Linked DNA regions of Homo sapiens: region 2 is linked to region 1. The links are chromatin loops, found by intact Hi-C in ENCODE. Cell type or tissue: ascending aorta. All regions are shown on one strand. Each heading gives the region's core, and the rest is flanking DNA. Links, peaks and the distances in the headings are about the cores only. Region 1 holds the start of LOC124902311 (a long non-coding RNA gene). Region 2 overlaps NOTCH1 (notch receptor 1).

Region 1 (12,130 bases), core at 1,411-9,410:
TTACCACCTCCCCAGTTTCACAGACGGAGACACAGGGAGTCGTTACCACCTCCCCAGTTTCACAGACAGAGAGACAGACACAGAGACAGAGACACAGAGCCCCGACACTCAGAGCTGGGGTCAGTCCCAGGCGGCCTCAGCCACCACACCGCGCCACGCCCTCGGTGAGGATCCAAAGAGCCAACATTCTAGGGGGCTGAAGGGCAGTGTGGGGGCTTCAGGGATATTCCCCACTTGGTCCTTCCTGGCTGTCCCCACTGAGAACAGCCCTTCCTAGTCCCATTTCTGAGTGAGCTGGGGTTCCTGGAGTGAAGGCCATGGCTTCAAATGTAGGCCGGGGCAGCCTCCCCCGGGTTCCTCCTCCCCGTGTGGACAGCTCAAGTCCCTGCAGTCCCCTCCACCCTGGCCCTTCCCTGCTGTCCTGTGGGGTTTGCTGGGGAATCTGAAAGGCCTTGGAGGGAACAGGAACCAGGTCCTAGGAGCCCGCAGGGACTTCTGAGCTGCTGGCAGTCTCCCCACGCTGGCCGAGCTCACAGCCCCAGCGCTGGCCCAGAGTGAAGGTCTGCACGATGGACCCCATGCAGCCGCCCACATGGCCTTCGGCCTGTCGGTCAGGAGGCCTCGCCCTTCTCACGTCCTTAGTGGATTTCCTCCCTTCCTCTGTCCCCTTCTGCCCCATCTCAGCTTCCCATCTCCCCCACGCCCTCCCCACCTTGGGCTGAAAGCAGATACCTTCTCAGGACGGGGTCTCCTGTGCCATTTTACTGCTGAGACCACTGAGGCCAACAGAGTGGCTACAGGGTTGCTGGCAGTTGTAGCCACCCAGGTCAATGGCACTCCCGGGAATTGTGCAGTTTACAACCGGCACCACTGTGCTTGGCAGCTCTTGATGACTCCTACTTGGTGCTTAAACCTGGCCAGTCTCATCTCTCCCTACCCTCTGTGCTGACAGGCTCGAGTGACAGCAAGCGTCAGAGGCTTGGGGGTGCGGGGCCGGCCCCTTGGTGGGCTCTGCCAGCATTCTTGGGATGCCTGTGTCCATTCAGCAGTCAAGGCACTCACTATGCAAACATGCAGGGCCTCACACAATGGTCCCCGCCAGACTTTCCCACCTCCTCTCTACCCCCATTGTCCTTCCCTCTGGGGAAGGGCAGCATAGCCAGGAGGCAGAGACAGAGCCAGTGCCTTTCTGCAGGGCGGGTGTACCCAGAGATGAAGGGCCATGCACATAAGACACTGATGAATGAGGCCAGCGTCCCCAGAAACGCGGCCCTGGAAGCTGCCCCAGCCCAGGCCGGAGGGAGGGGCTGTCCCACCTCCCTGTCCCTCCCGCATCTCTGGACCTGAAGCTCAGACCCTGGGAACTCCCTTCGGGTGGAGGGGGCTGGCTTGTCGGACCTCCCGCCTCAGCGTGGTCCACTCCCTTCCCTCCAGCTCAGTGCAGCCTCCTCTGGGTCTGGCCCCTCACAGCATTGCCCTTGTCACAGGAAATTGTCATCACCCACAGCTTGTCACCCTGTCCCTCTGCCAAGGTCTGAGTTTGAGAGCACAGGGCCTACCTTGCAGGGTTGAGCTCTGTCTGCCCAGTGCAGCAGTGTGGGATGAGTGAATAAGCAACCGGTGGGCCCTTCCCCATGAGGCCCTGCAGGCATGCTGAGTTTCCACCTGCCCTGGGCACCTGTCTCTGCGTTCCGCCCCGCTCTGCGCTCTCTCACCAGCTCTGGACACCAGTGGGCACGGCTCCCTTCTCACCTGCAACGTGGAACTTAGAGACAGTCCCTTATCACAGCCCGAAAACCTCCTTCCTCGGTCTTTTCTTTGCTCGTCGAATATTCTGCTGTGCTGTGTGGCGTGCACAGGCCAGCGATGAGTATGTAGGTTTTTCCTGAGAAGCTAAGGAGCTGCGCTGCAATGACCTCGTCCCCAAGATCACCACAGGCAGCACGACTTCCTCGAAGCAGGGTCAAAGGATTCGTCCTTCTGAGAGATTTTTCCGAGTTGCCCTCTGTAGGGAGTGCAACCACTTACAACACTTGCTGGTCCCTGCCTCCTCCCGGTGCAGACAACACCATGTAATCAAAGCCATGGCCAACCTGATAGGAAACACGCTGTCAGTGCCGTTTTAGTTTGCATTTCTCTCACCAAGAAGGAGGTGGAGGACCAGGCGCGGCGGCTCACGCCTGAAATCCCAGCACTTGGGAGGCCGAGGCAGGCAGATCACCTGAAGTCAGGAGTTCAAGACCAGCCTGGCCAACATGGCGCGGCCCCATCTCTACTAAAAATACAAAAACTAGCCGGGCACGGTGCCACACACCTGTCATCCCAGCTACTTGGGAGGCTGAGACAGGAGAATCGCTTGAACCCGAGAGTTGGAGGTGGCAGTGAGCTGAGATCGCACCACTGCACTCCAGCCTGGGGGACAGAGCGAGACTCTGTCTCACACATACAAAAAAAAAAAAGAGTGGGGGAGCATCTTTTTGCATGTTTATGGAGCATTTGTTTTTCCTTTCGTGTGAATGCTCTGTTCGTATTCTTTGCTTTCCATTTTTTCCCTGTGCTGGATTATAACCTCATTATTGATTTGTTAGAGCTCTTTCTAAATGAGAGAATTCAGCCCTTCGAGGGGGATAGAGTTCACAAGGAATTTCCCCGCTTGCCTAAACAGCAGACTTTGACTTTGCTTAATGTGGTTGTTGCTACGCAGAAATTTTATTTTATGGAGTTGAATTCATTTATTTATGTATTTGAGGCCGAGTCTTGCTGTGTCCCCAGGCTGGAGGGCAGTGGTGTGATCACGGCTCACTGCAGCCTCTGCCTCCTGAGCTCAAGCGATCCTCCCACCTCAGCCTCCTGGGTAACTGAAACCGCAGGCATGTGCCATCACGCCCAGCTAATTTTTGCTTTTTTTTTTTTTTTTGTAAAAACAGGGTTTCTCCATGTTGCCCAGGCTGGTCTCAAACTCCTGAACTCAAACGTCCACCCGCCTCGGTCTCTTAAAGTTCTGGGATTACAGGCATAAGCCATCGCGCCCAGCCTATGGAATTGAATTTATTTTTAAAAATTTATGTGTTGGATTTTTGTATTTTGCATCATGCTTAGGAAGGTCTCGCCTCAAGCTTCTAAAGATGCATCTTCTGTTGCTTTCTAGACTTTGTGGTTTTATTTTTTACATTGAAATCTCAGATCCATCTGAAATTTATTTTGGTATGAGGTGTGAGACATTCAACTTTATTTTTTCTGGATGGCTCCCCGGCTTCCCAGGTGTGGAGGGGTTTTTGAATGATCTGTTTTTATCACTGATTTGACATTCTGTCTTTGTCACATGCCACATTCCTTATCTGTTTGAGTCTGTTTCTGGACTCGGCGCCGTTGGTCTTCGTGCCTATTCTTGTGCCAGTATCACTCTGTTTTAACCACTGTGGGGATTTTTTTGTTTTGTTTTGTTTTTTCTTGAGACGGAGTTTCGCTCTTGTTGCCCAGTCTGGAGTGCAGTGGCGCGATCTCAGCGCACTGTAACCTCCGCCTCCCAGGTTCAAGTGATTCTCCTGCCTCAGCCTTCCAAGTAGCTGGGATTACAGCCATGCGCCACCACCATGCCTGGCTAATTTTTGTAGTTTTTGAGTAGAGGCGGGGTTTCACCATGCTGGCCAGGCTGGTCTTAAACTCCTGACTTCAGGTAATCCGCCCGCCTCGGCCTCCCAAAGTTCTGGGATTACAGGCGTCAGCCACCGCGCCGGGCCACATCCTCCCTTTCCTAACACCCATCTGTGAACAGGCCTCGCTCTGCCACTGCTCGGCCGAGTCTGTCCTCATGAGGCAGCTTTTTGTTTTGTTTTGTTTTGTTTGTTTGTTTGTTTTGAGACAGAGTCTCGCTCTGTCACCCAGGCTGGAGTGCAGTGGTGTGATCTCGGCTCACTGCAACCTCTGCCTCCTCAGTTCAAGCAATTCTCCTGCCACAGCCTCCTGAGTAGCTGGGATTACAGACATGCACCACCACGCCTGGCTAATTTTTGTATTTTTAATGGAGATGGGGTTTCACCATCTTGGCCAGACTGGTCTTGAACTCCTGACCTCAGGTGATCCACCCACCTCAGCCTCCCAAAGTGCCGGGATTACAGGCCTGAGCCACCGCGCCCGGCCCTGATAAGGCTGTTACACCTCAGCGTCCGGGACACAATTTGGTTACTTAGAACATCAGCAACGGAGCTGTGCTGCTCTACAAAGATCTCAGCGATGTCTGATCCAGCCCCCTGTGGTACAGATGGGGAAACTGAGGCACAAAGCAGCAGCGTGATCTGTGGAAGATCACAAAAGGAGACAGGGGGTGTCAGGCACAACCGTCAGCACCGGAGTTTATTGGGCACCTCCGAGGGGCCGGGTGTAGGTGGAGTCCGAGGGGCCAGGTGCAGGTGGAGGACCTGCCGTTGTTGTCTGGTTTTACCCTCTCTCGTAAGGCTGGGCCTGAGTCCTGGCGAGAAGGGCAAGGCGCGGAGAGGCAGTGGACTGGCCTGAGGCCGCACCACCAGCGGGGCGGGGAGGACCAGGTCTGGAGCCGGGAGGTCTACACCTCTGGGGTCTGCTGATCTCCAGCTCTGCTGGCCTGCAGTGTTTTGGCTGCTGGCCTCTGCTGGGAGCTGGGGGAGGGTGGGGTGGCCTGGCAGAGGCCGAGGAGCCCAGCCCCACTTGAATCCAAGGCCGCGTGTCTGCAGGTTGGGGGTATCAGGGAGCAAGTCCAGCCACCTGGAAGAGGAGCCGAGGCAGAGGCTGAGGGTCCAGACAGAGGCCTCCTGCCTGCCCAGCTCTGCCAGTCGCTGTCACACACCGATGCTTGCAGAGACATAACAGGGTGTGGAGGTGACCGGGTGGCCTGGCAGGACCCCCAACAGGCACAGTCACCCGGGATCCGGCAGAGGACACCTTGTCAGGGCAGGCCTTGTGTGCAAAAACAGGTGCCGCGGGCCCAGCCTGCCCAGCCTGCCCAGCCTGGGGCCCGGACTCCACAAGATCTGGGGCTGCACCCAGCCCCCTGCCAGCCCCCTGCCAGCCCCCTGCCAGCCCCCTGCCTTCCCTCCATTTTCACCACCACATGCTTCTCTCTCTCCTCGTTCAGTCTCCCTCCCAAAGCTTCATTCCTGCCCGTTCATCAAGCCGTGTTTGCACATGAGGTGCTGTGCCAGGCCAAGGACCTCACTGCCAGCTGGGCCTGGCAAGGAGAGGGGAACTGACTCATCCTGGGAGCCCAGGGTGGTGGGGCTTTCCCCACTTGGGCCAGGGTAGTGGTGAGGAGGCTGTCTCCGGAGAGGCTGAGGTGAGGGCAGGAGTAGCGAGAAGATTTAGGGTCGTGGCAAGGCTGGCCTAGGCCCTGTGGGGTGGCAGGAGAGGGCAGAGCCCGGGACTCGGGTCCCCACTTCCAGCGGAGGCTGGGCTGTCAGGAGGGCCACACCCTCATCCACTCCTCAGTGCCCCCTCGTCCACTCCAGAGGACACAGTGGTCCCTGCCTCTTGGCCTCCCACCCTTGGCTCACAGCGCTCTGCTGGGAACTCCCCTCACTCCCCTTGAGTAACTGGGGGCCTTTGTTCCCCAGAGCAGTGAGCCAAATGGTGAATGGTGGCCCCCAAGAGCCATGTCCACCTCCCAAGTCCCGGAACCTGCAGATGTGCAGATGGAAACTTGTTTTTTTGTTTGTTTGTTTGTTTGTTTTTGGAGACAGACTCTCACTCTATCCCCCAAGCTGCAGTGCAGTGGCACGATCTCGGCTCACTGCAACCTCCGCCTCCCGGGTTCAAGCGATTCTCATGCCTCAGCTTCCTGAGTAGCTGGGATTACAGGCATCCACCGCCACACCCGGCTAATTTTGGTATTTTTAGTAGAGACGGGGTTTCACCACATTGGCCAGGCTGGTCTTGAACTCCTGACCTCAAGTGATCCGCCCGCCTCGGCCTCCCACAGTGCTGGGATTTCAGGTGTGAGCCGCCGCAAAGCCCAGCTGGAAACTTACTTGGAATTAGGGTCTTCGCAGTTGTGATCGAGGTAGGGATCTCCAGCAGATGATATTATCCTGGAGTACCTGGAAGGGCCCTAAATCCAGTGACAGGTGTCCTTCTAAGAGGTAGAAGAGGAGGCACAGACACAGAGAACAGGAGGCCACTTGGCAGTGGCGTGTGGAAATCTGAGTAGACAGTGGCTGAGGCTTCCCCCGTGCCTGTCGGCCCCATCCAGGCTCCAGGAAGAAGGAGGTGTCTGTCCTTTTCTCTCTCACGCTGTGTCCTCAGCACCTAGAACGTAACAGGTATTTGTCTGCGGATGGACACAAAAAGAGGCGAGACTGGATCAGAGATCCCAGCGAGCAGCGCCCAGGCTCCAGGGCCGGAGGAGCTGCGGGGCTCGGACAAACCCCAGGTGCTGGCGGCATCACCGCGGGCTCCTTTGACTTCAAGACCCATAAGTGTAAGGCCGGGTGCGGTGGCTCACGCCTGTAATCCCAGCACTTTGGGAGGCTGAGGTGGGTGGATCACGAGGTCAGGAGATCGAGACCATCCTGACTAACACGGTGAAACCCCGTCTCTACTAAAAATACAAAAAAATTAGCCGGGCGTGGTTGCGGGTGCCTGTAGTCCCAGCTACTCAGGAGGCTGAGGCAGGAGAATGGCATGAGCCCGGGAGGCGGAGCTTGCAGTGAGCCGAGATCGCGCCACTGCACTCCAGCCTGGGCGACAGAGCGAGACTCCATTTCAAAAAAAAAAAAAAAAAAAAAAAAAGACCCGTAAGTGTTCCCAGTCTTCCAGAAAATGCTGATTGCATCTAAAGAAGTAATCCCATAAACTGGAGGTAAATCTGCGCAAGAACGCGGGCTTTGGTTAAGATGGTTTTGGACAGGTGGAAACCAGCCAGCTCTGACGGTTCCAGCATGGGAGTGTGTGGCACGTAGGCATCCCTATCGTGACCATGCAGTCATCGCGCTGCGCTGCTGGCCTGGCACCTCCCGGATACCAAACACCCAGACAGCACCTCCTGCTGAAATCCCCACAAACACGGCCGGGGGACACTGAGGCCCAGAGGGTGGGGTGTGGGGGTGGCCTCGGGGCATGAGCCAGGCTCTGGGCCCCTCCCCACACCGGGGCTAGCTGGCTAGCTATTTCTCTTCCTGAGTGATGAGAACTTCGAGGCAGGGACGTTCTCTGAAAAGCCAGATACAACCTGAGCCCGCTGTGGTGCAGCAGTCGAGCCGCCGGGCGCCCCCACCGCTGTGGCCCAGGAGCCCTGCGCTGGGGAACCCTGATTTCCTGGCGGGAGGCTGTGTCTGTGGGACTCTGATTCACAATAGCGGGAAGATTCAAAGTGACAGGGTGAGGCTGTCAGTCCCAAGCCATGTCCCCTGAGAACACCATCAACCTGGAGTGTAAAATGTGACAAGGAAGAGGCTGGAAGGGGCCGCCCTCCCATCCCACTCCCCGGGGTCCGTGGGGCAGACCTTCACCTGCAAGTTTGCAGCCTGGACCAGGCAGCTTCTCAGGAAGCCCAGCCGGGAAGCTCTGTTGGGGAGCACTCTCCCCACCCAGCAACGTTCAGGGGCCTGGCCTGGGGCGGGGCCTGTAGTCAGAGGTCCCCGAGGCTGGGGGCCCACATGAGCCCAGCAGGGACTGCCATTCCCAAAGAAGTTATTTTTATGCCATAAGTGCTTGTGGGAAAGTGAGGGGGACCCATGGGAGGCAAGGGAAACATTGAGACCCCAGTCACGGGCAAGAAGGAAGGAACTGTTTGCTCCAATGAGGCTGCGCCCACCCCAGCCTGGGGAGGGACATGTGGGCGGGGCACCACAGGAGGAACAAGCTGGCCTTCTCCCACCTGGCTGAATGCCAGGGGTCAGGGGGAGGGTGGTGGCCCCACATCACAGGGCCCCTGGTCCTCCCAGGGGATGTGGCTGGGCGCTGGGGGAGGGGCTTGGAGCTCCACACTGGGGCCAGGCGCCTGGCCTCCGAAGGAGATGTGGGGTCTCTGGGACCCTCACCTCTGCCTTTAGCTCCGATTCAGGGCTCATTCTGGCCACTGAGCATGGCCGGGGATGGGGGCCCTGCCCCACACACTGGGTGCTGAAATGAGCCTGTTCAGACAGGACCCACGCAGTTTGTCTCCCTCAAAATCCAGGTGCCTCCTTCAGTTCCCAGCTGTGTTGAGCCACCTGGGGCCCAGGGCAGCCCTGGCAGGGCAGGGATGGTGTCTGCCCAGCTCTGCCTTCGGCCAGGCCCCCAGACCGTTTGAGGCTTCAGCCTCAAACCGGGACCTCCAGCAGGGTGAGCCTCCTGCAGGCAGTGCTCTTCCCCTGCGCTCACCTGCAGCCTCTGGGGCCCAACCCAAGACCCGCTTAGAAGGTAGCACATCCTGCTGGGAATACCCGCCCCTGCCTGGGCCTCCCCTCCCTCACCCCTACCTCTCCTTCACTCAGTCACTCGCTCGCTCACTCATTCACTCACTCCTTCACTCAATCACTCACTCACTCACTCATTCACTCACTCATTCACTCATTCACTCACTCATTCACTCCTTCGCTCATTCATTCACTCACTCATTTACTCACTCATTCATTCACTCACCCACTCATTCACTCACTTGCTCATTCACTCACTCACTCATTCCCTCACTCATTCTCTCTCACTCCCTGACTCATTCACTCACTCACTCATTCCCTCACTCACTCATTCCCTCACTCATTCCCTCACTCATTCTCTCACTCACTCCCTGACTCATTCACTCACTCACTCATTCACTCACTTATTCCCTCATTCATTCACTCATTCACTCACTCATTCACTCATTCACTCGTTCACTTACTCACTCACTCACTCGTTCACTCACTCATTCACTCACTCACTCACTCGTTCACTCATTCACTCACTCACTCACTCGTTCACTCACTCACTCACTCACTCGTTCACTCACTCACTCACTCATTCACTCACTCATTCACTCACTCACTCGTTCACTCACTCATTCACTCACTCACTCGTTCACTCACTCATTCACTCACTCACTCACTCGTTCACTCACTCACTCATTCCCTCACTCACTCGTTCACTCACTCACTTATTTGCTCACTCATTCACTCACTCACTCATTCACTCATTCCCTCATTCACTCACTCACTCACTCGTTCACTCACTCACTCATTCCCTCACTCACTCGTTCACTCACTCACTTATTCGCTCACTCATTCACTCACTCACTCATTCACTCATTCCCTCATTCATTCACTCATTCCCTCACTCACTCATTCACTCACTCACTCACTCATTCGCTCGTTCACTCACTCACTCATTTGCTCGTTCACTCACTCACTCATTTGCTCACTCACTCACTCATTCACTCACTCACTCATTCACTCACTCATTCACTCACTCACTCATTCACTCACTCATTCACTCACTCACTCATTCACTCACTCGTTCACTCATTCACTCACTCACTCACTCGTTCACTCACTCACTCACTCACTCGTTCACTCACTCACTCACTCATTCACTCACTCATTCACTCACTCACTCGTTCACTCACTCATTCACTCACTCACTCGTTCACTCACTCATTCACTCACTCACTCACTCGTTCACTCACTCACTCATTCCCTCACTCACTCGTTCACTCACTCACTTATTTGCTCACTCATTCACTCACTCACTCATTCACTCATTCCCTCATTCACTCACTCACTCACTCGTTCACTCACTCACTCATTCCCTCACTCACTCGTTCACTCACTCACTTATTCGCTCACTCATTCACTCACTCACTCATTCACTCATTCCCTCATTCATTCACTCATTCCCTCACTCACTCATTCACTCACTCACTCACTCATTCGCTCGTTCACTCACTCACTCATTTGCTCGTTCACTCACTCACTCATTTGCTCACTCACTCACTCATTCACTCACTCACTCATTCACTCACTCATTCACTCACTCACTCATTCACTCACTCATTCACTCACTCACTCATTCCCTCACTCACTCATTCCCTCACTCACTCATTCGCTCGTTCACTCACTCACTCATTTGCTCATTCACTCACTCACTCATTTGCTCACTCACTCATTCATTCACTCATTCCCTCATTCATTCACTCACTCATTCACTCACTCATTCACTCGTTCACTCACTCACTCACTCGTTCACTCACTCACTCATTCACTCATTCACTTGTTCACTCACTCACTCATTCACTCACTCATTCACTCACCCACTCATTCACTCACTCATTCACTCACTCATTCACTCACTCACTCATTCCCTCACTCACCCATTCACTCACTCACTCACTCACTCATTCACTCACTCACTCACTCATTCACTCACTCATTCCCTCATTCATTCACTCATTCACTCACTCACTCACTCATTCACTCACTCATTCACTCACTCATTCACTCACTCATTCACTCGCTTACTCACTCACTCGCTCACTTACTCATTCACTTGCTCACTCACTCGCTCACTTACTCGTTCACTCACTCACTCCCTCGCTCATTCACTCCCTCGCTCCCTCACTCACTCGCTAACTTACTCATTCACTCACTCACTCACTCCCTTGCTCATTCACTCCCTCACTCACCCACTCTCTCACTCTTCAATCACTCACTCATTCACGCATTCATTCACTCACTCATTCACTCACTCATTCGCTCACTCACTCATTCACTCACTCACTCATTCACTCGCTCATTCACTCACTCACTCATTCACTCGCTCATTCACTCACTCACTCATTTACTCACTCACTCATTCAGTCCTTCACTCACTCACTCAGTCATTCAGTCACTCACTCACTTATTCACTCATTCACTCATTCACTCACTCATTCACTCTTTCATTCACTCACTCATTCATTTGCTCACTCCTTCAGTCACTCACTCACCCACACACTCACCCACTCACTCACCCACTCATTCACTCAATCACTCATTCACTCGCTCATTGACTCTCAGTCAGTCACTCACTCATTCACTCACTCATTCATTCATTTGCTCACTCATTCATTCACTAACTCACCCACTCATTCACAAACTCATTCACTCATACACTCACTCATTCACTCTCACTTATTCAGTTGCTCACTCACCCACTCACTCATTCACTCACTCACTTGCTCATTTACTCACTGAATCACTCACCCATTCACTTACTCATTCAGTCACTCACTCATTTGCTCACTCATTCATTCACTCATTCGTCCATCCATTTATTCAACAGATGTTGTCTGAGCCCAGCTGTACACCAGACACAGAGATAAGGGAGGTAGGGAGACAGGAAAAAGGGAGGAAGGAGGGAGCCTCATGGCATAGGAACCAACTGACCGCCTCTGTATCCAGTGCCCTGTGGGCTGTTGCAGGCAGGAGGCACTGGATGTTCCTGGGGAAGGTTGCCACCCGTGTCACAGGTGGGGCCAGGCCTGCCGTGTGGCCCACTGGCCCCTGTGGCTGTTCTTCTGCACTTGAGTCTCTCCTGGTAGGCACCATGCACCGTGGAAGCCTGAAACGGGTCCTGGGACAGCAGGACAGGGCAGCGTGTGTTTCTGAGGCCTCTCAGCTCCCTGAGACATAGGTGGGCAAAGGGGACACTGCCAGCCACACCTTCCTGGCCTTGCCCTTAAGGTGCCTGGAGTCAGGTGCTTCGTCTCCAGAGAGACCCAGGGATGGGCCAAGCATGAGCTGCCCCTGACCCACTGGGCACCTGTCACTGAGGGAGGGCCACCCCCCACTATCCTGGCCCAGCTCAGGGAAGCCCACCTATGCCTCCTTGGGTTCCCAGCCACGCTGAGCCACCTGGGGCCTTCGATAGCCAAGACAGTGCTTGGCAGGGTGGGGCAGAGATGGAGTGTGTCTGCATCCACCTGTGCCTGCCTGTGCCCAACTGTGCCAACCTGTGTCTGCCTGTGCCCACCTGTACTCACCTGTGCCTACCCATGCCCATTGTGCCTGCCTAGGGCCTTATCTGATGGGCCTGCTGCATCCCTGGAGAGCCTCTCTCTGCCTCTCCTTGCTTGGGGGCACCCCTCCAGGCTGGCTAGCCGGCTCCAGCCCATCTCAGTGTGGCCTGAGATAAGGGCCCAGCTCAAAGCTGCTTTGTTCAGCCAACA
Region 2 (12,130 bases), core at 2,139-10,138, 51 kb before region 1:
CTGCCTCACTCCAGTGCCCAGAGGGACACGCCCTGCTTGAAAGAATCATTTTGGACAGGACTGGCTAAACAGGGACTCAGGAACACAGGGTTCCAGAAGATTCTGTCACAAAAACCCTTGGGTCTCTTTTAAGAGGTTCCGGCAGCTCCTGCACCTGGGTGCCGCCTGCATGCTCAGAGCTCCCTACAATGTCTCCACAGGGGGGCCGCACACCCCATCTTCAGGGGCTGACACTGGGGCCTGGGCTCTGAGCAGCAGGGGGACATGGGGCCAGCAGGCTGCTGGCTGGGGCAGGGTGGGCCCCTCGCAGCCCCAGGGAAGCTGCAGAGATTCAGATGGCCCATCCTCCCTGGGGCAGAGCTCTGGTGCCCACCTCCTCCTCCCCCTCCTCCTCCACAGGCTGCCAGGGCCCCCTCCCCCGAGGTATGGCCCCACCCAGGCCTCCAAGGCAGCCAGTTAGCTATTAATCCACTCAACTCCCGCTGGTTCAATGATCAACCCAGAAAGGCGCGTTCGGCAACAGCCAAACCTGCAGCCGGTTACTAATTGCCGCCCTCCCGAGATGCCTTTGAACCCCCGTTGCCCTTGGAGCTCCCACCTGCTCGGCCCCTCCCTCTGAGACATTGCCCCACCGCCACCACCCCGTCCGTTCTGTCTGTCTGCTGGACCGGAGCAAAAGCAGGCAGCCAGAGACAACCAAAATCCAAAATGCAAATCAGCTTGGGGAGCACCCAAAACCAGACCCCAGCCCTGGCGCGGTGGCTCACGCCTGGAATCCCGGCACTTTGGGAGGCTGAAGTGGGTGGATCGCTTGCGCCCAGGAGTTCAAGACCAGCCTGGACAACATGGCGAAACCCCGTCTCTACAAAAAAAAATACAAGAAGTAGCAAAGCGTGGTGGCGCCGGCCTGTGGTCCCAAGCTACTTGAGGGGCTGAGGCAGAAGGATCGCTTTAGCCTGGGAGGTCAAGGCTGCAGTGAGCTGAGGGCACGTCACTGTACTCCAGCCTGAGTGACAGAGACCTGTCTCAAAAAAAAAAAAAAAATTCAGAGCCTGGAGCCTGAGTCCCGGTCCCACTCATGTGTGGGGCCCTGCACCCCGGCTCCGAGGCAGATGGGGCCCCTGGCTGGGCCTGCGACCCCAGGGCTGCCCTGCAAAGCACTGGCTGAGGCACACAGTGGGGGAGAGGGCGGGAAGCCAGCGAGAGCCCCGTGGACCCCAGCTGGACCCTCTGCGACGTAGCCTCGGCCAGCGACCCCACGAGGAGACAGTGCTGACGTGCCAGGCAGGCTGTGCGACCCCAAATCCCAGCCAGTTCCCGGGCCTGCAGAGCTCAGGGCCGCCCCCATCTCGGTTCCCCGTGACTCCACACACAGCTGTCTCCTGGGCTCCTGACCACCCAGAGGTGGCTGAGGGCCCTTCAGGGGGCCTGGGTGCAGGGGCCGCCGGGGACAGTCTGAAGCTGGGGTCTGGCAGGCCTGAGTCATTTGGGGAGGCCCCCGGATGGTCATCTCACCCTGAAACGGCCAGACTCCACAGCAGGCAGTGAGCACACCCCTCACCGGACGGGTGACCCAGCCCCCAGCACCCCAGCCTCTGAGATCTACCCACACTCAAGTGAGTGAACCCCACCAGCCCCTCCCCTTCCCTCCCTGCCCACTCCCCAGGGCCCTGAGCTGCCCCTGCACGGGCAGTGGCTCTGAGCCGGCCCAGCACCCCTGGCATCTCTGCCGCTGGGCCTCACCAGGAGGTCCTCACCCACCCTGCCCAAGGCGGGTGGGCATCAGCTCTGCACACAGGTGGCCTTGGACAAGGCCGCACACACCCCACCTGCCCTAGCCTGAACCACGGCCCCCCAAGAGCTTGGCCCCTCAATCCGTGTGACTGGAGGTAGGGTCCCGTGCTGCTAGGAAGGCATCTGAGCCCCCACCAGCAGAAGGGCTCTGCGCCCCACCCTGCAGAGATCCAAGCTGGCCAGGGAGTGTCTGTCCCCACCCCACGCTCGCCCAGTGACTTGCAGGAAACGCACACGTCTGGTGTCTGCACGCAGAGGTGGCTGGGCTCAGCTGACTGGGCAGCCAGGGAGCTTCCCCTTTGCAGGGGCCAGGCCAGCTTGGGGCTTCCAAGGGGGTGGGGCAGCCCTTGGGCCACCCGTGGGTCAGCCAGGACCCTGTGCACCCTCCAGCCCCACCCCTGCCTGAATGCCCTCTCCCCATTCCCACCTAACAGCCATTCTGTGCAGCTGAGATTGGAGGTTTTCTTTTTTCTCTTCACTTTTTTTTTTTTTTTTTTGAGACGGAGTCTCGCTCTGTCGCCCAGGCTGGAGTGCAGTGGCGGGATCTCGGCTCACTGCAACCTCCGCCTCCCGGGTTCAAGTGATTCTCCTCCCTCAGCCTCCTGAGTAGCTGGGACTACAGGCGCGTGCCACCATGCCTGGCTAATTTTTTGTATTTTTAGTAGAGACGGGGTTTCGCCGTGTTAGCCAGGATGGTCTCCATCTCCTGACCTTGTGATCTGCCCACCTCGGCCTCCCAAAGTGCTGGGAGTACAGGCGTGAGCCACCACGCGCGGCCGAGACTGGAGGTTTTCAAAACTCTTCCTTATTTTTAGAGCTGCTGCAAAATTTACTCAAACAAGAACTACAGCAGAGAGGCTCCTACGTACAACACGGGGATCGGGGAGCACTGGGGACACGGGCAGGCGGCTGCGCCTACCTGTCACCCACACCCGCAGGAGACCAGCAGGATGGCAGGAAGGGCCATGGCTTGGGAAGTGATGGTGCCCCCGCAGCTCCCACGCCCTCTCCGGCCCCAGCCCCACTGCAGGGGAAACCCTGGGGGTTGCGCAAGTCAGGGTGCCTGCACTGGGGGGAGGCAGGGCGTCCTACAGCTCGAATGTGAGTTCCGGGAAACTCCAGAGACACGGGCTGGCACCTGGACCCTGTGCAAGCCTCCTCCCAGCGCACACCCCGCTCCAGACGCGTCCCCCCGACACCACACGCAGTCTGGGGAACTCGCCATCCCGCCTTCCCAACTCCCCGCCATGGGCCCTCCCAGGGCTGCCCCTACACCAGGCGCCCCGTTCCCACCCCCTGGGCCTGGCAGCCGGGGAGGGGCTCGTGCACCCCGGCCAGCGGGCAGCACTACCTGGCAGGCAGGCACACTCGTGGGTGACGTCGCCCGTGGGGCGGCAGGTGCCCCCGTTCTGGCAGGGCGAGGGGCTGCAGGGCACGTAGGGCCGCTCGCAGTTGGGGCCAGTGTGGGTGGCGCGGCAGACGCAGCGGTAGGAGCCGACCTCGTTGTGGCAGGTGCCTCCGTGGCGGCAAAGCCCGGGCTTCTGGCCACACTCGTTGACATCCTGCCGGCAGGTGGGGCCATGGAAGCTGGGTGGGCAGTGGCAGATGTAGGAGGCCTCGAAGGGCAGGCACTGGCCACCGTTGGCGCAGGGGTTGGAGGCGCACGGGTCAGCCTGCTGGCACGATTTCCCTGGAGACAAGGGGACAAGAGGGTCGTGCTGGCCTCACTGCTCCCCGAGGCCGGGCCTTCCCTCCCTTCAGGCCACCTGGAGGTGCCAGCCTGGGCTCCACCTTAGGTGCTATCACATTTGATCCTCAGGACCTGCCGTGAGACCGGTCGCCTTTGGCAGATGAAGGACCACAGCTCCCAAGAGGCCTGAGCCTGGGCCGTCTCTTCCCAGAGCTGACACCTCCAGACACCCTTCACCCTAACAGGTGAGGGCCAGTGCACGGCAGGAGGAAGGGGGCAGGGGCGGCCTGGACACAGAGGCTCCCCTTGTCTCGCAGAAGCGGGGACAGCAAGAGTTGGGCCAGAGCAAGCAGCTGAAAACGAGGCGATTCCAGGTCTGGGAGGGGGGCAGGGACCCTGGGGCAGGGGCTCCCAATTACTTCCGGGTCAGAGACCCGGGCCTGGATCCCGCCAAGTACCTCAAGTTGCCTGGGCAGCTGGCGGCGGGCCTGGGTCTGCCCACCCCTCAGGCTGTGGGTCCTCCCTCACCTGACCAGCCGGGCGGGCAGCGGCACTTGTACTCCGTCAGCGTGAGCAGGTCGCAGGTGCCCCCGTTGCGGCAGGGGTTGGTGAGGCAGGCATTGTCCAGGGGTGTCAGGCAGAGGGGCCCAGAGAAGCCCAGGGCACAGCTGCAGGCATAGTCTGCCACGCCTCTGCGGTCCACCACGTGGCATGTCCCGGCGTTCTTGCAGGGGGTGCTGAGGCACGGGTTGGGGTCCTGGCATCGCGGGCCCACGAAGGCCCCGCCACAGCTGTTGGCAGATGTGCCAGGGCAGTTAGTTCCCACCTGCTTCCCCAGCGCCCCCGCCACTCAGCACCGGGAACCTGTCATGGGCACAGCCGCCTCCCCCCACACCCCGGGCACGGGCACAACGGCTGCTTAGCGGGGTTCCCTTAGGGCTGATAAAATGTTCTGGAACCAGACACATGCCGCGATTGCACAACTTTGGGAATGTACTGAATGCCACTGAATGAGGCTGAAGCAGGAGAATCACTTGAACCCAGGAGGCAGAGGTTGCAGTGAGCCGAGATCACGCCACTGCACTCCAGCCTGGGTGACAGAGCAAGACTCAAAAAAAGAAAGAAAGAAGAAGACAAATGACTGCTAACTTGGGGAACAAGCTAGAGACTAGGATGTTCCAGCAGAACCCAGCTTGGACTCCACAGCCCGGGCAGGGGTCTGGGTCTACACCCGCGGAGAGCCATGGAGAGGAGCCGGGTGCATTAGCTCCGTAGAGCCTCCGGGTCTGCAGGCCTATCTGCTTTTCTTCCCAGCTTTGCTAAAGCGAACAGGCATTGCTTGGGCAGTAACAAAGGCCGTGGTTTTTCCAACCTTCAGGTGTCAACATGATGGCAGCCACGGAAAGTGTGGATCAGCCCCTTCCTACGTGGAAGCCTTTCTTTTTCTTTTCTTTTTTTTTTTTTTTTTTTTTTGAGTCTTGCTCTGTTGCCCAGGCTGGAGTGCAGGGGCGCGATCTAGGCTCACTGCAACCTCTGCCTCCCAGGTTCAAGCGATTCTCCTGCCTCAGCCTCCCGAGTAGCTGGGACTACAGGCACCTGACACCATGCCCAGCTAATTTTTGTATTTTTAGTAGAGACAGGGTTTCACCATGTTGGCCAGGCTGGTCTTGATCTCTTGACCTCGTGATCTGCCCGCCTCGGCCTCCCAAAGTGCTGGGATTACAGGCGTAAGCCACCGCGCCCGGCCAGGAAGCCTTTCTGATGGGACACCTCAGGCTGAGACTGCAATGGGGATGGGACATCTCATGTCAAGATCGCACTGGGGATGAAGGCTGGCCCGTTCCCTGCCCACGCTCAGCCCCCAGACACGTTTCCCTTTCGGCATTGAGTCTTCATAACTCACATCCAGGCACATCAGCCAGGAGCAGAAGCACCCACATTACAGCCGGGGAAACCAAGGTGCCAGGAGGAGGTCCCTCTGCCAGGTCTCTGCAACCCCGTCAAGGTGGGTGAAAGGCTGCCCCTCACCCCGGACACACAGTCTGGGCTCAGAGAGAACAAGGGGAGCCAGGGGAGGGGTCCTGCATCTCCACCCAGGCCTGGTCTCACCTGTTCCCTGCGGCAACAGGCGCAGAGCCTGCCCCCCCCAGCCACCTGCTGTGGTCATAAATCTCCGGCCCCAGTCACCTCCTGGCCTTGCGCTCCGGGAAAAGGTCTGGGACCCGCCGGGCGCCGCTCTTCCCAGTGGTGAAGCCTCTGAAGCAGAACATGCCACCAGCCTCAGCGGCCCCAGCGGCCCGGGAAGGCAGCAGCCTCACGGCTCAGGCCCTGGGTGGGCATGGCCTCCTCCAGATGGGATGTACAGAGGGAACCGTCCCGCCTTCCGGAGCCCACCTGGGTGCGGGGCTGCGGCGGCCGCCTGCCCCAGGACCGGCCCTGAAGCTGCCGGCTTCCCACAGGACCCCCACCGGCCCCCCAAGTCCTCGCCTCCTCTCCCGCTTATTCCCACCCCAGTGTCTCCAATCAAACCTGTGCTATGTGTGGCAGTGGCCTGGGGGGGCCTTACCCCGAGGGGCTTGTGGAGGCTGGGGGTGGGGGTTCCTGTGCGTTTCTCAGCAGCCAGCCACGCCCCTGTCCCAAAGGCCCGGGAGGCATCTGTCTTCCCCGAAGGCTTTTACCCGTGACCACGGCTTGGGTAGAGAGAACGCAAAAGGGCCACTCTGGCCGACCATCTGTTGCCAGAAGCCAAAAGTCCCAAACCAACTGGCTTAAAGAAAACACATGTCACCCCTTCCAAAGGGGCTCTGGGGAATTCACTCAGGCCTTGCTACGGCTCCTGCCAGCCCAGTGAGCGACGGGCACAGCCCCGGAATGAGGCTCCCCCTCCTCCATCCCATGTGGCCGGTCACTCCGGGGCTGCAGCGACAGACCTGCCTCTGCGGGCACCTGTTGGGAGGGCAGACGTGGTTCCCACTGCATGCAGATCCAGTTACAGGCTGGCCGGTCCCCGAGGTGGAGCGGCCGCTGGGAACCCGTGGAGTGCACAGGCTGGGCTGGGCTGGGCTGTGGCCACAGGAGGGGCGCCCTCCCTCCACATAAATGCCCCATTGTCAGGCGGGAGTTGGCCACAGCTCCCGCTTGGAGAAAAGGCCCTTTTTGCTTTCCCAGCCGCTGAAGTCGGCAGGGGGTGGGTACAGGACAGAGGGCGCTCGGTCATCAAAGCCGGGGCTGGAGGCTCCTCAGCCTGGCCCATGCAAGCTGGTCCCCTGCCTCCCGGCCCCTCGAGGCTCCAAGGAGCGGGAAAAGCTCACCTGCTGGGCAAGACGGGGAGGAGGGGCAGGGGAGGCCCATCCCACAGCTTTAGGGGACCCCAGAGGGGAGACGCTGGAGGTCCGAGCCCCTAGAGCAGTCTCCCACCAAGTGCCCTGAGGTCACAGGACATTGGCTGTCCCTGAATGGACCACGACACTCTGCCCGGACACCGGGCCCCACTCCCCACCCTGAGCGCGGACCCCAACGTGGAGGACTGTGGGAGAATCTGCCCAACCGGACGCATCCCAGTTAACGAGGCTGTATCACGCCGGGCCAGCAAGAGGAAAACACGCCCCATAAATCAGGCGTCGGTGCTCGGACAAAGGGCGGCTGGGAGCAGGTGTCAGACGTGGCGGCAGCTGCTCCCAGCGGGTGGGGCAGGAGCCCCAGCCGGAGGCCTGAGGAGGCTCCCGTGGGGGAATGCAGGCTGAGAGGGCCCATTGTCCGCCCCCACTCCCAGCCTGGGCATCGGACACCACAGGGAAGGCCCCTGCCACGGCCCCACAGCCACGGCTTGGAGGTTCCGTGAGACGCGCTAGCTGGGGGGAACCGGGCCGAGCCTGGAGAAAGTTTTGAGCCAGGTGTGGGGGTCTGTGTGTGGGGGGCAGCTTTGGGCCCAGTCTCCCGCTGCTGCTGTGGGCAGCCTCCAGCCTGTGCCCGCCCCAGTCTGTACCTCTCTCCCACATGGCCACAGAGCTGGAGCACCCTACAGACGGCGAACACCTGCCCTCCGCACAGCACCCAGACGTCCCTGAGAAGGTGGGAGGGACCTCAGGCCTGCAGCATGGCCATGGCCAGGACCACCAGCCTGTGAGCAAATCCTTCACAGCTTTGGCGCTGGCCACACCCCCGGTACCCGGGCCACTCTGTCTTCAATGCTGTCCCGGCGGCCAGGTGGGTGTGGGCCGCGAGGTGGGCGCCAGGGCTTGGCCGAGTGAGGTGGCACCCAACAGCTGCCGCGCCCACGGGGATCCTCAGGGCTTCCATGAGTGACCCGCACCCCACCTTCCACCGTCCCCGCATCTCCTCCTATCAGGGGCGGTGGGGAGACCCCTCTGGGGCTAAAAAGTGAGGCTTGAGATAGGGAACGCCAGTCTCCCCCGACTGGACGAGAGAGCTGCCCTGTCCACCAAGCCACCCAGCTCTCGGGCTCCCACGGAGGAGACCCAACCCACGCCAGGTGTGCCCCCGTGGACTCCCCTTCCGTGCGTCCCTCTTAGGGTCACCCGGCACCTGCCTGTCCCATCCCCCACGCTCAGTGGCCTGGCGGCGCTGGGGTAACCTGTCCTATCTGGGCCCCCCGCAGGTGAGCGGCGGGCGGGGACTCCAGGAGGGCTGCGGGGGGAGGGTGCCAAGTGGCCCCGGCGCCTGCTGTGCCGCTCCCGCCACCTCTACCGCCACCACTTTGTTCCCGCCTCAGTATTTCCACTGTGCCACTCCCACCCTCCCTGCCAGGGCCGCTCCATGGAAATGCGACTCCAGAAAGCAGCAGGAGGCAGATGCTGCCGAGACCTTTCACCCAGGACGAATTCTAAATTGTGCTGTTTTCCTTTCTAAGCTAAGCGGCCATCTGCCACCCCCAGGGGACAGAAGACAGTTCCCTCCGCCCCAAAATGAGAAGGAGGGGTGAGAGGGACTCAGTGCGGGTAGGACTCACTCACTTCCTGCCCTCAAGGAGTTTATGGTCATGCAGGGCCAGGGATGGGGGCACAGGCAGAGGCCGAGCAGAGGGGTGGGGGTGTGGGGTCAGCTGGACCCAACCCAGCTGGGGTGTCAGTGATGTGGCTGGCTCTGCACCCGCCACAGGAACCAGAGACCCTGGGTGGGAGAGGTGCTTCCCATGGCTCCACCAGGTGACAGCACCTCCCAAGGCAAGGATGGGCAGGGACAGTGGGGGGGGATGGGCAGGGACAGTGCGGGGGGGATGGGCAGGGACGGTGAGGGGGGGATGGGCAGGGACAGTGTTGGGGATGAGCAGGGACAGTGCGGGGAATGGGCAGGGACAGTGAGGGGGATGGGCAGGGACAGTGGAGGGACGGGCAGGGACAGTTGGTGGGACGGGCAGGGACAGTGCGGGGGCCTCTCCGGTGCACAGGAGCTGCACTTCCCAGAGGGGAAGGAACGGCCCTGCACACCCCGGCTCCCTGGGAAGGGAAGGGGAGGAGCTGCCCGGCTGAAATCAGCATCTTAACACATCCCACCTGCTCCCCAGCAGAGCCACAGGTCCAGCCCCACCTGCCCTCCTTGGGCCTCACTGCCAATCCCGGCCCACTGTCCTGCCACAGAAGCCCAAGGGTCCCCTGGCAGCAGTGTGGTCCCTCACAGGGCAATAAATGGGGGTCTTCTCCCCAGACACCCCCAACAGCTGCTGCTCCCAGGGAGCCCGTGGCCACGTCCTGCAGGAGCCAATCGCTAGGCGGCCAGCCTGAGGGTGCCCCTGCCCCTGGGACCCCTCCCTCACCAGCAGGACCTGCCCCCAGCCTCAAGGGGCTTTCTGCCCAGAGGGGAGTCTAGGGCTCCCACTCTGCCTGCTCCTGTGATGGCAGGGGCACCCCCACGCCCTCCCCAGACCCAGATCCTGCCGTGCTCTGCTAAGACCCAGCAAGGCTGACCACCTTCTACCTACGCCACTGACAGTGGGCCCCACCAGGTGACCTGGGCCACACAGACAGGCCCACCCATCGGCCTGCCCAAGCAAATGGGGCCATATGTGGACTGGCTGGGGGGACACTGTGACCCCCTACTGGAGACGGGGAGACAAGGCCAGACCTGGGTGGGGATGCTTCCCAAGGCAGGCTTCCATGAGGCCAACGAGCCCAGCTCTAGCCCGGACCAAGGCTTCTGGGGCAGGGGGAGTCCTGGGACCTCAGCCCCTCCCTTGGGTAGAGGCTAGACCAAGTTTCCCCAATCCCAGTGGGCACCACCCACCTTCCAGGAGGCACCGGCTGCTAAGAAATGAGCTGGGCAGGGGGCTCGGGGTCCCACCTCGGGTCCTCTCCCACTGGAACGGCCAAGCAGCCCAGCCCTGGGGGATGGAGGAGGCTTGGGAAGATGCTGGAACCTCGTTGCTCACAGCCCCTTCCCTGGCCTCCCCAAATCCCCCAGAACAAAGAGCTATAGCAAGGAAGGCCCCGGGCTCCTCAAACCTGCCAGGACCCTGTGTCCCAACCCCTGTTCAAACAGCTGGCTGGAGCCTCTGCGGTGGCTAGGAGGCCCTGAAAGGCGCCCTGCAGCCGCTGGGTCTTTCTTCCCTTTCTGCTCCCGGCTTCCTTCCCCATCTTGGACAGGAGAGAGGGATGCAGGCACCGAGGGGGCCAAGGGGCCCACGACAGCCCAGCACCACCAGGCCTGTTCACCGTTGGAGCACAAAACCACGAGATTGGGGGCTGCGATGTGGGATGGCTGCCTCCAGCCACCACCTGCGGTCCCACCTGAGCTGTGGTCTTCCCCAGCGCCTGCAGCCGTTGGGCTGGAGCTGCTGAAAGCTGCACGGGGGCCCTGCCCTGGCTCCCAGGGCCCCAGGAAGGAGGAAAGGGGCAGTGGGGGCTTCAGGGAGGTGGGGGCCCAGAAAAGGAGCCAGCCCCAAACAGCCGCCGCTCCGGAGACAGCGGGCAGCAGGGGGCGGAGTTGGGTGGGGCGGGGGTCGCGGCCGGCCCGCCACAGCGCAGGGACCCAGCCGGGGTCTGAGCCGGGGCCAGGCTTTCCGGCCCAAACAGCTGTTGCCGGCACCCCCAGCTCTTTTGTCTGCAAATCTTTTCCCCCAGTTGCATCCTCGGATGGTTTAAAATGTGCGAAGGAGGAAGTGCAGGAAGGCCAGGTTTCCTCCTCTGGCTCCGGGGAAACCCTTTGTGTGGGAGGCGGGATGGGGACAGAACCTGTCCTCCCGGGAAGCTACCTTTCCCGCAGCCGGGAAAACAATGCCCTCACCCGACATGGGAACGGCTGTCTGCATCTGACCGACAGAAGGCCCGTGGAGATGGCGGAGCTGGGGTGGCCACTCTGGGGGCATGTGGCCAGCCCCTCCCCAAAATGCCAAGACACAGCCCAGCAGGCTCTGAGACCCCAGGAACTAGGTGTCACCAAAGTGCCCCCGCAGGCTGTTTGGAGTGTGAAAAACGCCTGCTGGAGCCCCACCTGCTGCTCCACTGCGGGAATTTCCCACGCGGATCCCCCAAAAGCAGGCATGTGTCTCCTGCCCTGGGTCACCCCAACGGCCCCTAGGGACCCATGTGGACAAACCTCTTGAGTTGGAGAGGCCAAGATGGTCATGACACGCCGGGGCTCTGCTCCCAAGAAGACCCAGCCCAGCCCTGCACCCCACGATGGCTCAGAGGCAGGGAAGGCAATGGACAGGCCCACAGCAGCGCTGCTGGAGGGCTCAAACCACACTCCATGAATGAAGTCGGGCATCACAGGCTGCGCTCCGGGCCAGCGCCAGACATGCTTCTGGCAACCTCCCACCACTGCTCCTGAACAGATCCTGTCGCTGGGGGTGGCAGGAAGGGGCTCCCCGGAGGGGCTCCTGTTCTCCTCTGGAGTGAGCCCCACAGCCAGCAGGGCAGTCGCCCGGAGGTGCTGACTCCATGTCCAGCGTCCTTGTTAAGAATGCTGCAGGGAGGGAAGGGATCCCGAGACATCTGTCCGGCACACACCAGCCCAGCAGTGAAGAAACTGAGCCCACAACCCTCCTGGCCTGACCTACACTCGGGCTTTCCAAGCTCTGTCTCATGGGACCCCCACAACCGCCCTGGGGGCGTGTAATGGGCCCATTTCACAGGTGAGAAAACGGGGCAGCTATGCCCAGCACACCACCCGGATCTGAAGGCAGCTCAGAACCACACCTGCTGATGGGGACCAGAGCGGGGCAGGGCAAGGCAGCTCCCCAGGGTGGCACAGGAGTGGCAGAAGCTCCCTGGGAAAGAGGAGGAAGGCGCGTGTCCCCCGCACCCCCAGCCCCACCCAGACGGTCTGGATGTTTTGCCTGACCACCTGATCTCCCAGGACCGGGAAGTCTGGAGCAGACAAAGCATTCTTACAGCTCCACCGAAACACAAAACCCTAGGGTGGTGGGGGCAGAGCCCTGGGCGAGAGAGACCCAGCCTCCCGCTCCCCTTCCTTCCTCCCGCCCAGCAGGAGGGCACCGATGCCCCTTCACCCACAGCACCCGCGGGGCGTCGGCACTGGTGAAAGAGGGACGAAGCCGAAGCCCACGCTGCCGGAGGAGCACTCCTGGCATCCCGGGGGCAGACGCCGCCCTCCTGCGCCTCCTCCCGCCTGTCCCGGGAAACCACCAGGACACCTCTGTGTGCCTCCCGATTCGGCCGCAGATGGACG

The links. A loop is a pair of places that touch in the nucleus more often than their neighbours do. Peaks named below come from ENCODE experiments on the same cell type or tissue, not always from the same donor. Only the 100,000 strongest peaks of a DNase experiment are listed, where the experiment ranks them.
Region 2: it touches region 1 in a loop (1.8-fold over the local background); 5 of 110 quality-filtered maps call a loop at or near these places.

Annotation. Positions count from the first base shown.
Region 1 is chr9:136,571,225-136,583,354 of GRCh38, forward strand. LOC124902311 (a long non-coding RNA gene) reads right to left here and starts at 6,453. Exons shown (of 2, transcript XR_007061866.1): 1 at 6,000-6,453; 2 at 4,328-4,740. RefSeq lists enhancers at 1-2,671, 1,163-1,689, 1,690-2,216, 2,217-2,743, 5,406-5,525 and 3 more. In ascending aorta, for the core only: no CTCF peak of the experiment used is centred there; DNase peaks (open chromatin) are centred at 5,197 and 7,840; H3K27ac peaks cover 420 bases.
Region 2 is chr9:136,519,705-136,531,834 of GRCh38, forward strand. It overlaps NOTCH1 (notch receptor 1), which reads right to left. Exons shown (of 34, transcript NM_017617.5): 3 at 4,013-4,275; 4 at 3,146-3,484. It overlaps LOC124902310 (a long non-coding RNA gene), which reads left to right. Exons shown (of 3, transcript XR_007061865.1): 2 at 3,614-3,729; 3 at 5,394-5,873. Among named protein-coding and RNA genes, the nearest start is that of MIR4673, 6.1 kb to the left of the region's middle. RefSeq lists an enhancer at 6,607-7,478. In ascending aorta, for the core only: a CTCF peak has its summit at 6,559; no DNase peak of the experiment used is centred there; H3K4me3 peaks cover 763 bases; H3K27ac peaks cover 687 bases.